Linked DNA regions of Homo sapiens: region 1 is linked to region 2. A link is an interaction called in ENCODE POLR2A ChIA-PET data of the cell type or tissue named here. Cell type or tissue: PC-9. All regions are shown on one strand. Each heading gives the region's core, and the rest is flanking DNA. Links, peaks and the distances in the headings are about the cores only.

Region 1 (5,383 bases), core at 61-5,060, 55 kb before region 2:
CGCCAGGCTGATACCCCCAGCCCCCATCATCAGCATCACTGGAGTCAGGAGGGCTTCCCACTCTGGAGGAGCATCCTTCCTTCTCAGTGGCCCAGGTGATCTTCCTGAAAGTGCTGATGTCTCTCACTCAACAATCAAGACTCTATCTGTAGAAACATGGCTCTTCCCAAGAGGAAGATAAATATTCCAATCCAGTGAAGTTCCTATGCCACCCTGCCCACTCAATGCTAATTTATTTGCTATTTTATATTTATCTATAATATTTACATTAAAAATTGTAATTTATATAGAAGCAGCACTGGTGGAAACAGACAGACCTGGGTTAAAACTTTGGCTTTATCAGTTATTTATTGCATAATCTAAAGCAAATTACTTCCCTTTTCTGAAACTCAGTTATTTAGGGGCATAATGATGGTTTCCTAGGTTGCTACAAAGAAGTAGTAGTTTAGGACATAGCAGGTGTTCAACAAATATGTGTTGAACAAACAAATATTTTTAAAGAGAATTTTTTTTTTTGAGCCAGAAGAAATCTCAGAACACACCCTCTGTATTCTGGAAATGAGAAAACTAAGTTCAGAGAAAATGTGAAATTTTTTTGTTCATTCATTTAACATTTATTATGAACTGAGTATGTGTCAGGCAAGTATGTGCTGAGCACTGAGGATATAATTAGTAACATCTCGTCACTGCTCTCAAGGGGTAAGGAAGGATGGACATGGCTATATCAAGCTCTATGTGATATTATTATAAAATGATAGAATTATCTAGTGTTGTGCTATCCAATATGGTAGGCAGCAGTCACACGTGGCTACTTAAATTTAAATTAATTACAATTAAATAAAATCAAAATTCAGTTCCTCAGTGCTTGCTTAGACAGCACATATACAAAATTCAGTTCCTTAGTCACACTAACCACTTTTCAAGTGCTCAGTAACCACCTGAGGCTAGTGGCTACCATATTGTGGCAGGCATAGAACCTTTCCATCATTGCAGAAAGTTCTATTGGACAGTGGTGCTTTAGATCTTCTCCCCAGAATAACATTCATATGCATATATCCCAAATTCATACCACTTCAAGGTGTTTACATCTTGGTCTGAAAGCCCTTTATAATACAGGCAAGAGAGAAATGATGAGTGTTGCTAACTAAAACTAAAATCAAAGATAGGAGTTTTGTTATAAGCCAGAGTCCAAACTTGTGAAAATTGTAGCTTAGAAAAACTTTCTGGCTGAGTTGGCTGCAGTTGAATAATGAGTCACTTGTTCATTTCAACAGGGATGGGCTCAGTTTCCTGTGCCTCCTGGGTAGTGCTGTGGTTGTCTGGGCCTAGTGGCCACATGCTGATGTGTGCTCACTTTAGACAGGGAGAGGTCCTCACCACTTCCCTGACATTTTAGTCAAACTAGATCACTTCTCTCACAATTTACTTGCAGTCTTTCTAAGTAAGGATGTTACATGGGTTTCACCTTCAGTAGGCTATATTCACGTAACGATCATTTAGTGGGTGCTTTCTATGTCCCAGGAACCAGGCTATGTGCTACAGACATGAAGAGGATTAGGACAAGTTGTTCATAATCTCGCAGAGGAGACAAATGAGAAACCAGCTAGTCATAACAAAGGCAGAGTTAAATAAGTGCTGTAATAGACAAGGTACTGGGAAATTCAGGAAAAGGAGGGACTAAAATTCAATATAGGGGACTAGGGAAGGCTCACTGAAGGAGATGGCATTTGAACACGGCCTTAAAGAATATGTTAGACCAGAATAGCATGGAACATATAATTGGGCATTCTTCCACATTCATGTTCTTTTTTTAAAAAAATCTTTTATTTAAGGTTCAGGAGTACATGTGAAGGTGTGTTACATAGGTAAACTCATGTCATAGGGTTTATTGTACAGATTATTTCATCACCCAGGTATTAAACCCAGTACCTAATAGTTATATTTTTGGCTCCTCTTTCTCCTCCCACCCTTCACTCTCAAGTAGACCCCAGTGTCTTTTGTTCCCTTCTTTGTGTCCATGTGTTCTTATCATTTAGCTCCCACTTATAAGTGGGAACATGCGGTATTTGGTTTTCTGTTCCTGCATTAGTTTGCTAAGGATAATGGCCTCCAGCTCCATCCATGTTCCTGCAAAAGACATGATCTTGTTCTTTGTTTATGGCTGCATGCATTCAAGTTCTTGAAGTCTGAAATTCTTCCACTGTGCAGGCTGTGGCAGCTCTCATATTTCCTTTCACACTGAACCTGCTCTGTCTTCCTGGAGACTTCCAGCCTCCCAACCCATCCTAGTCTCACGGTCCTTTATGCACTTCTAGATGAGACTCCAAGATCAGAGTTTTCAAGCAGATTTTTTTTTTTTTAGTACTTCTTTGTCCTCTGGCTTCTGTTTTTATCTATCGTACTAATCCCCAATCTTGTTTTGCTGAAATTCATGTTATCCATTCAGTATGAGGTCTCTCAACAACTCTCTAGTCTAACTCAACATTTCTTTGTGTCTTCCCCAATTCTCTCCCCCAACCCTATCCTCTATGGAGGGGGCATTCCTTTCTATGAGTAACTCTTTATCCCATGTTTTCTCTTCCCTTCCAGGACCCAGTAGCATGCTTTTTCTCCTCTCTCGTATCCAGTCTTCATTGCCTGTTAATGGTTCTCTCCTTAGAGGTAGATCCAGGGTTTTCAGGGCCTAAAGCTTATTTAATCTTGGGAGTCTTCTTCTTCTTCAAAAAAAAATACAAAATTACAAATATCAAATTAAGGGGGAAAAGTTAATACTTACTTAGAAGGGGGCTGTGTAACTGCGAGGGGCCCTGAAGCTTATTTCATAGTGAGTCCATCTCTGTCTGTCCTATAATAAAAACCTAACCAAACACAAAAGCTTCCCTTTGCTTTGCTATTGCAAACCATTATTCCATTTCTCTTTCTCAACACCCTGAAACTTTTCAAGAAAGTAGACTAGGTACATTCTCTTCACTTTAACATCACTTTGACCTCATGCCCACCATGCTATTGCAATGGTTTTCTCTGAAGCACCACTGACCTTCTAATCCCTAAAGCCTATGGCCTTTTCTTGGTCCTGAACTAACTTGTCCCTTCCATAAAAATTCAACATGAGTCATCCTCTGACTTCTTCAAATGACTCTTTTCCCACTCAAGCACCAATGGTGAGCCTTCCTCAGGGTCCCTTCAACATCCCAGGTTGTCTTCCCTCCCTTGTGACTCAATGATCACACCTATGGCATGGCTTCCACCATCACCCACCTGTGTGGCTGACCCAATTATGTGTCCTTTGCTCTGACTTCCCTCATAAACTTCAAACTTAAGATACAAACTCTCTACCTACGTTCCATCAGCACACCAAATTCAACATCTTTTTCTTGATGTGTCAATGGCATCACTCCCTCCCTGCCATCTGCTCTAGAAATTTCAAAGTGTTACTTTAAACAAATTTCCCCTCTCTCCTTCTATCCTCCCGTCATTTCTAAGATCTAGCAGTTCTACTCCACACTGATTCCCTAGTGTGGTTCTTTCTACTGCCATTTCCCGTACTTCAATTTTTTTCACTCTTGACTCAGACTGATTCAAAGGCTCTTCATTGTTTGCAGCTAAGGAGCCTCAGAGCTGAGTATGACTTGCCCCATTGAATTAATGGCAGGCCAGATGTAGAATCCAGGTCTCTTGCTTCTTTTCGGTGGCTGCATACTTCTAAGCCCACTATAATCCATTTTATATATGAATGCCAGATTAATCTTTCTTTTTTTGTTTTTTTTTTTGTTTTTGTTTTGTTTTGAAACAGGGTCTCACTCTGGTTGCCCAGGTTGGAGTGCAGTGGTGCAATCTTGACTCACTGCAGCCTCGACCCCCTGGGCTCCGGTGATTCTCCCACCTCACCCCCCGAGTAGCTGGACTACAGGCACGTGCCACCATGCCTTGTTAATTTTTTGTATTTTTAGTAGAGATGGGTTTTCGCCATGTTGGCCAGGCTGGTCTCGAACTCCTGGACTCAAGCAATCCGTCTGCCTCAGCCTCCCAGAGTGCTGGGATTACAGGTATGAGCCACTGTACCTGGCCCAGATTAATCTTAAAAGTGATTACTCCAGTGAAACCCTGTCTCTACTAAAAATACAAAAAATTAGCTGGGCGTGGTGGCGGGCACCTGTAGTCCCAGCTACTTGGGAGGTTGAGGCAGGAGAACGGCATGAACCCGGGAGGCAGAGCTTGCAGTGAGCCAAGATCGTGCTACTGCACTCCAGCCTGGGCGACAGAGCGAGAATCCATCTCAAAAAAAAAAAAAAGAAAAAAAAAGTGATGACTTTTGTCCAGGCGCGGTGGCTCACGCCTGTAATCCCAGAATTTTGGGAGGCCAAAGCGGGCAGATCATGAGGTCAGGAGATCGAGACCATCCTGGCTAACATAGTGAAACGCTGTCTCTAGTGAAAATACAAAAATTAGCTGGACACGGTGGTGCATGCCTGTAGTCCCAGCTACTCGGGAAGCTGAGGCAGGAGAATCACTTGAACCCAGGAGGCAGAGGCTACAGTGAGCTGAGATTGTGCCACTGCACTCCAGCCTGGTGACAGAGCGAGACTCCATCTCGAAAAAAAAAAAAAAGTGATGCCTCTCACCAAATGAAACTATTATACTATAGTCTGTGGCATGGTATTTCAGGGCTCAAAATCTGATCAAAAGTAATATCTCAACTTTATCTTTCTCTTGGCCCCTTGCTGTACTCTACAATCAAATGGGCTCTTGAATATCCTCTGAATATGGCCCTACTTTCATGCAAATAATTCATGGAATTAGTTTCTTCCTCCCCTGAAATGTAGTTCAGTAGTTTGAACCTCATATCACATATGATCTGATGTTGTCTTTACTTGTCTGTGTAAGACTATGGTGACTCCCCAGCAACCATTCCATCCCAGCAGGTTGGAAATCCAGAGTAATCCCATCTACTTCTCTGTGATTGGTTAGGGGTGGGCATGTGACACACTTCTGGCCAAGGACACACTAAGGGAAGTCTGCTGGGAAGATTCTTGGAAAGCTTCCCATGTGTTAGAAGGAAACATAGAAGAAAATGTCCTTTCTGCCTCTGGATATTTTCATGTCTGGATGTGAACTGCAAGAACAGCTACAGCCACCTTGCTCTCAACCCAACAAAAGAGATGGAAAGAATTTGGACTTTTGATGACATGAAAGCTCAGGTCAACCAATCCTGGAGACTGTTCTGTCTTTGGACTTCCTATTATGTGAAGTAATTTATTTCCTTATTGTCCAAGGCAGATTAAATCACAGTTTTCTATTATTTGCAGCCAAAAGCATCAGGAAACAATATTTTGTTTTTGATGCTAAATGTTAAGCTTCTTAAAATCAGGGACTGTATCTATGT
Region 2 (5,383 bases), core at 93-5,092:
TCTTTAATAGCTCCTACTCTTAAATTTTAGTTTATTTTTAAAATAGCGTCTACTTTCAAGAATGAAAAAGGTAAACCAATAAAATGACATTGTACTTGGTGCTGAATCTATGCTAGGATAGGCATTAAGAGTGACCTTTATTTAAGGTTCTAATTTGCTCATGTTGGGCACTTAGAACATTGGTTTGTTGTTTTTTTTTGTGAGATTCTGGAAATGTTCCAATTTTACTTTTTCCCCTTGACTACAGTCTTTTTAACACTGATTTGCTGCTGTTGAGTTATATACCATTTTGTTAGGCCTTCCCAAGTGGGAATCAGAAATACTACTGTATTTTAGAGATACTTTGTTCTTCTGTAGGGCTGGAGCAGTGCCTACTCAATAGAATCGGTCATCATGCAAATAAATGCCACCTTAGTCAAAGGCAAAGCCAGAGTGCAGTTTGGAGCAAATAAGGTACTTCTGTTAAGAATTTTACATAAACCATAAGATACATTTTATATTACTTTATAAGCTTTCTTCCTGTCTTGACTTAATTCTTTTTTGAGATAGTTTCATTTTCATTTGGTTTGTTTTCTTCTTGTTACAAAAGTGATCTATAGAAAATATGGAATTATAAGAAAATTAAAGATACTAATTGATAATCACTTAATGATTTCGTATCTGTTTTTAGTCTGTTATATTTGCTGTAGATAAACATTATAAGTTTACAGTTGTAAACAAAAACTTATTTGTAAACAGATGTTTACAGTTGTAAACTTATTATTAGTATGTATAGTGTAGTAAATTAAAAATTATATGTACTTTGAAGTTTTAAAAAATTGAGTTCATGTTATAGAACTAATTCCTGGTAAGCTTTTATGTGCTAGGCTCTAGTCTTTTCATTTATTTTTACTTTTTTTTTTCTCTGTGCCTATGCTTACCAAGTTTTTTTTTTTTAAATCTTTTTATTAACTCAATCCTCTTAATAACTTAAAAAATAGGTGCTATTATTATCTGCATTTTGTAGATGAGGTAACTGAAGCATACAGAAGTTAGTTAGATAACTTGTCTGAGGTGACAAGTGGCAGAACAAGGATTGGAACTAGACAGTCTGGCTGCCCTAGGCCCAACCAAGAGGAGCTGAGAGCAAGCCATGGGACATAAGGATGTTGTTCAGGCTGGTTTTCTTTTCAGTTAACCTGAAGCATAGGCTGTAATGTTAATTTTAGGACATTAGTGAGACAGCCTTCCAAAGCCGGAGGTTTGTTACCATGACTTTTAGCAAGAATTTGTGGTTTAAAGGCAAGATGGTGCTTTATGAAGCTTCCATTCACTATGGAGGGAATGGTAGTTGAGTTAAATAGTGAAATCCTGGAGCACACAGTCTTTAGGGCAGCTTCTGACCTATTTCTATGATCAGGAAAGGCATCTGTCTTTCCCTGCTGCCCATAACCTCCACTTATTCTCCCACAGAATCCCCTAGACTGTGATCACATTCAGAAGAGAGATCTGTTTTGTTTTTTCCAGGGTAGGAGGAAGTGAGTCACTACCTATACTAAGCAGTCTAGTCTTCTGTGTATAAATGAGCAAGGGTGGGGAGCCAGATCTCTTGGAGAATCTCAGGATTGTGCAAGATGGTAAAGTGGTCTCATGTTAGTTGTATCCACAGCTGTCATCAGAAGCAGACACAGATACTTTTTGTAGGAAAGCATCTCTAATTTAAGCCTGTAGGATTCCCAAAGATTAAAAGAATTCACTCAAATCATAGCATTCAAATAGTCAACCCAACATATTTGAGAATTGTCAGAAATAATAAATAATAGATATGTTTCCCAAGGACAGTAGGTTTTGGAATTATCAGATACAGAACACAGACTTCAGATATTAGAATTGTGAGAAAATAGTTATATGTGAAATCTAATATAAAGAAAAAAAGATGGAATCATAAAATTGAGCAAGCAGCAAGACCACCAGGAATGATGAAGAAGACCTGAAAAGAAAATGGATGAAATAGAACTTACAGAAATTAAAAAATGTAGATGGGTATGGTGGCTCACGCCTGTAATCTCAACACTTTGGGAGGCCGAGGCAGGAGGATGGCTTGAGCCCAGGAGTTGGAGACCAGCCTGGGGAACATGGTGAGAACTCGTCTACACAAAAAATACGCCCCCCACCCTAAAAAAACAATTAGCTGGGTATGGGGTACCTGTCTATAGTCTCAGCTACTCAGGAGGCTGAGGTGGGAAGATCACTTGAGCCCAGGAGACCGAGGCTGCACTGAGGCATGTTTGCGCACTCCAGCCTTGGTGACAGTGAGACTCTGTCTCAAAATAAAAAATGTAATTGTTGAAATAAGAAACTCAGTAGATTAGACACCAGAAGAGAATTAATTGATTAGATGATTATCTCAAAAAAATAAGTTAGAATGTTACACAGAGAGACATGAGGATAGATGATAGGGCAGAAGTTGGTGGGGTTGGTGGGGAGAGATCAGAATGAGGTCTAAAATATGTCTTAGTGGAATCCCAGGAGGAGATATTAGAATTACACTAGAAAGTGAGAGAAATAGAAGTTGTAAAGGTGATAGAAGCAAGTCTATATAAATCAGTCACAACAAATGTAAATGGACTAAAGTTACCAGTTAGATTGAATTAATAAAATCCAGCTGTTTTAATCTATATATTTAAAATATGAAGGTACAAAAAGGTTGAAAGTTTTTATAAAGGAGAGTGATAAAGATATGCCAGTATACATTAACTAGAAACAAATGATGCAGCTTTAGTATCAAACAAAATAGGATTCTGGAACAGAAAGCATTAGTAACAATTTGATAATAAGTGTTAATTAGGAGGATATAGCAATTTTTGTATTTTATGTACCTATCAGAATAGCCTCAAAATACCCAGGAAAAACTGATAAAACCACAGGGAGAAGTTGACAAGTCCACCATCACAGTTGGAGATTTCAACATACCCTGTGTACTACTAGTAAGATAAACAGAATGCCCATATGTAGATTTGAACAACCAGTGAACAGGCATGGTATAATAGACAAATATAGACCTCTGTACCCAATAATTAGATATAGATCGTTCTCAAGCATATATGGACTATGGGAGAAAAATTAATTATAGATCCATAAAATCAGACGATTTAAAAACAGTTGGTACCATACATACCATATAATTTAAATATGAAGCAATTAAGGTTAGAAGGCAATAATGAAGAGATTAACAAAAAGCTATGTGAATTTGGAAATTAAACACACTTGTAAATCATAGTTTTAAAAAGTAAAATGAAATTTTAAAATGCTTAGAATTGAACCATAATTAAAATTACTAAAATTCTATCTATTCCTTTCTCCCCTCCTCTCCCTCCCTCTTCCTGTCTGGAACATTCAAGAAGCTAATCTTTTTCAATGAACAACACTTCAAATACTGAAAAACAGAAAAGGACAGTGTCATTCTCTGATCTTAGTTAAATCTATAAGTTAATAATAAAACCAGAAAACAGATACTTCTTTCTGGAATTGTATAACTCATGCAAACAGCCTTTAGGTCAAACAGGGATTTGAAATTAAAACTGCAGAATATCTAGAGAATAGCAATAATGCAATCATTACTTATCAGAGACTAAAGGAGAGCTCAGAGGAATGTTCATTGCCAAATCCTTGTGCCATTAAGAAAAGAATGAAAATGAATCAAGCCTCTGATTGTTAGAAAGGACAATAAAAAAAACCTGAAGGAGGCCAGGGACAGTGGCTTACTCCTATAATCCTAGCACTTTGGTAGGCTGAGATGAGTGGATGGCCTGAGCTCAGGAGTTCGAGACCACCTTGGGCAACATGGTGAAACCAATCTCTGTAAAAAAAACAAAACAAAACAAAACATGAAAATTAGCTGGGCATCGTGGCAGGCGCCTGTAGTCCCAACTACTCAGGAGGCTGAGGTAGGAGAATTCCTTGAACCCAGGAGGTGAAGGTTGCAGTGAGCTGAGATCCAGCCACTGCACTCTAGTCTGAGTGACAGAGCAAGACTCCATCTCTTAAAAGAACCTGAAGGAAAGCAGAATGGGGAAATTATTAAAGATATACAAGCAGAAATCAGTGAGTTAGAAGAATAGGAAGGGCTAGACCCCCAGTACAGTAAAGTCTCTGCAGAAACATTTGTTTAAACTGGGCTTTTGAGTACCTTGCTACTGATAATTGAGACTGGGGAAGGCCAACATTCTTATTTTCTCCTTGTATTCTGGGTGGTGGGCAGTAGGGTTGGAAAGTGACTGCTTCACAGTCATTTGGGAGTTTCAGGGTATGTATAGTTTTTACGTCCAGTTTGTTTCTTTTATTTTTGTCCTTTTTGTGAAAGTACTAAAACAAAAACTTTTTTGCCTGTAATCCCAGCACTTTGGGAGGCCGAGGTGGGCGGATCACAAGGTCAGGAGATCGAGACCATCCTGGCTAACACGGTGAAACCCTGTCTCTACTAAAAATACAAAAAATTAGCTGGGCGTGGTGGCGGGCGCCTGTAGTCCCAGCTACTGGGGTGGCTGAAGCAGGAGAATGGCGTGAACCCGGGAGGCGGAGCTTGCAGTGAGCCGAGATTGTGCCACTGCACTCCAGCCTGGGTGACAGAGCGAGACTCCGTCTCAAAAAAAAAAATTTTGAGATGGAGTTTTGTTCTTGTTGCCCAGGCTGGAGTGCAATGGTACGATCTCGGGCTCACTGCAAACTCTGCCTCCTGGGTTCAAGCGATTCTCCTGCCTCAGCCTCCCAAGTAGCTGAGATTACAGGTGTGCTCCACCACGCCTGGCTAATTTGGTATTTTTGTAGAGACGGGGTTTCTCCGTGTTGGTCAGGCTGGTCTTGAACTCCCAGCCTCAGGTGATCTACCTGCCTCAGCCTCTAAAAGTACTGGGATTACAGGTGTGAGCCACCGTGCCTGGCCGGCTTTACTATTTTAAAGAGCTCTTAGATGTTGAAAAAGACTACCCTGTAGAAAAATAGGAAAAGTCCTTACATAAATTTAACATGTTAAAAAAAAATAGGAAAAGGGGGTATAAAAAGTCTGTTTACAGAAATAGAAATAAATGGCTCATGAACATAATGGAGACATGCTCAGTCTCACTCAATAGAAATACAAATCAAAACTATACTGGGAGTCCATCTAGTATATTGTCAGAAATCTACAAATGTTTGAAGTACTGCATTGGTGAGGCTGCATCGAGGCACTCTTACAGATGGCTGGTGGGCAGACACATTTGTGCAGTTATGTAGAGGGCAATTTAGCAATATCTCAGAATTACACATATATATCTTTTGACACAGCAGCTCTACTCTAGGACATTTTTACCAGTACTCAGCAGATATACGTACAAGGTTGCTCTTGGCAACATTATAACAGCAAAAT

Evidence for each region. ChIA-PET counts read pairs that join two places held together with the same protein. Peaks named below come from ENCODE experiments on the same cell type or tissue, not always from the same donor. Only the 100,000 strongest peaks of a DNase experiment are listed, where the experiment ranks them.
Region 1: POLR2A ChIA-PET joins it to region 2 with 7 read pairs; 17 of 35 experiments call an interaction of 5 or more read pairs at or near these places.

The regions. Positions count from the first base shown.
Region 1 is chr15:75,835,824-75,841,206 of GRCh38, forward strand. No RefSeq gene overlaps it. Among named protein-coding and RNA genes, the nearest start is that of UBE2Q2, 4.9 kb to the right of the region's middle. In PC-9, for the core only: no CTCF peak of the experiment used is centred there; no DNase peak of the experiment used is centred there.
Region 2 is chr15:75,890,562-75,895,944 of GRCh38, forward strand. UBE2Q2 (ubiquitin conjugating enzyme E2 Q2) reads left to right here. Exons shown (of 13, transcript NM_173469.4): 11 at 358-453. It also overlaps the pseudogene RN7SL510P. Among named protein-coding and RNA genes, the nearest start is that of FBXO22, 11 kb to the right of the region's middle. In PC-9, for the core only: no CTCF peak of the experiment used is centred there; no DNase peak of the experiment used is centred there; H3K27ac peaks cover 623 bases.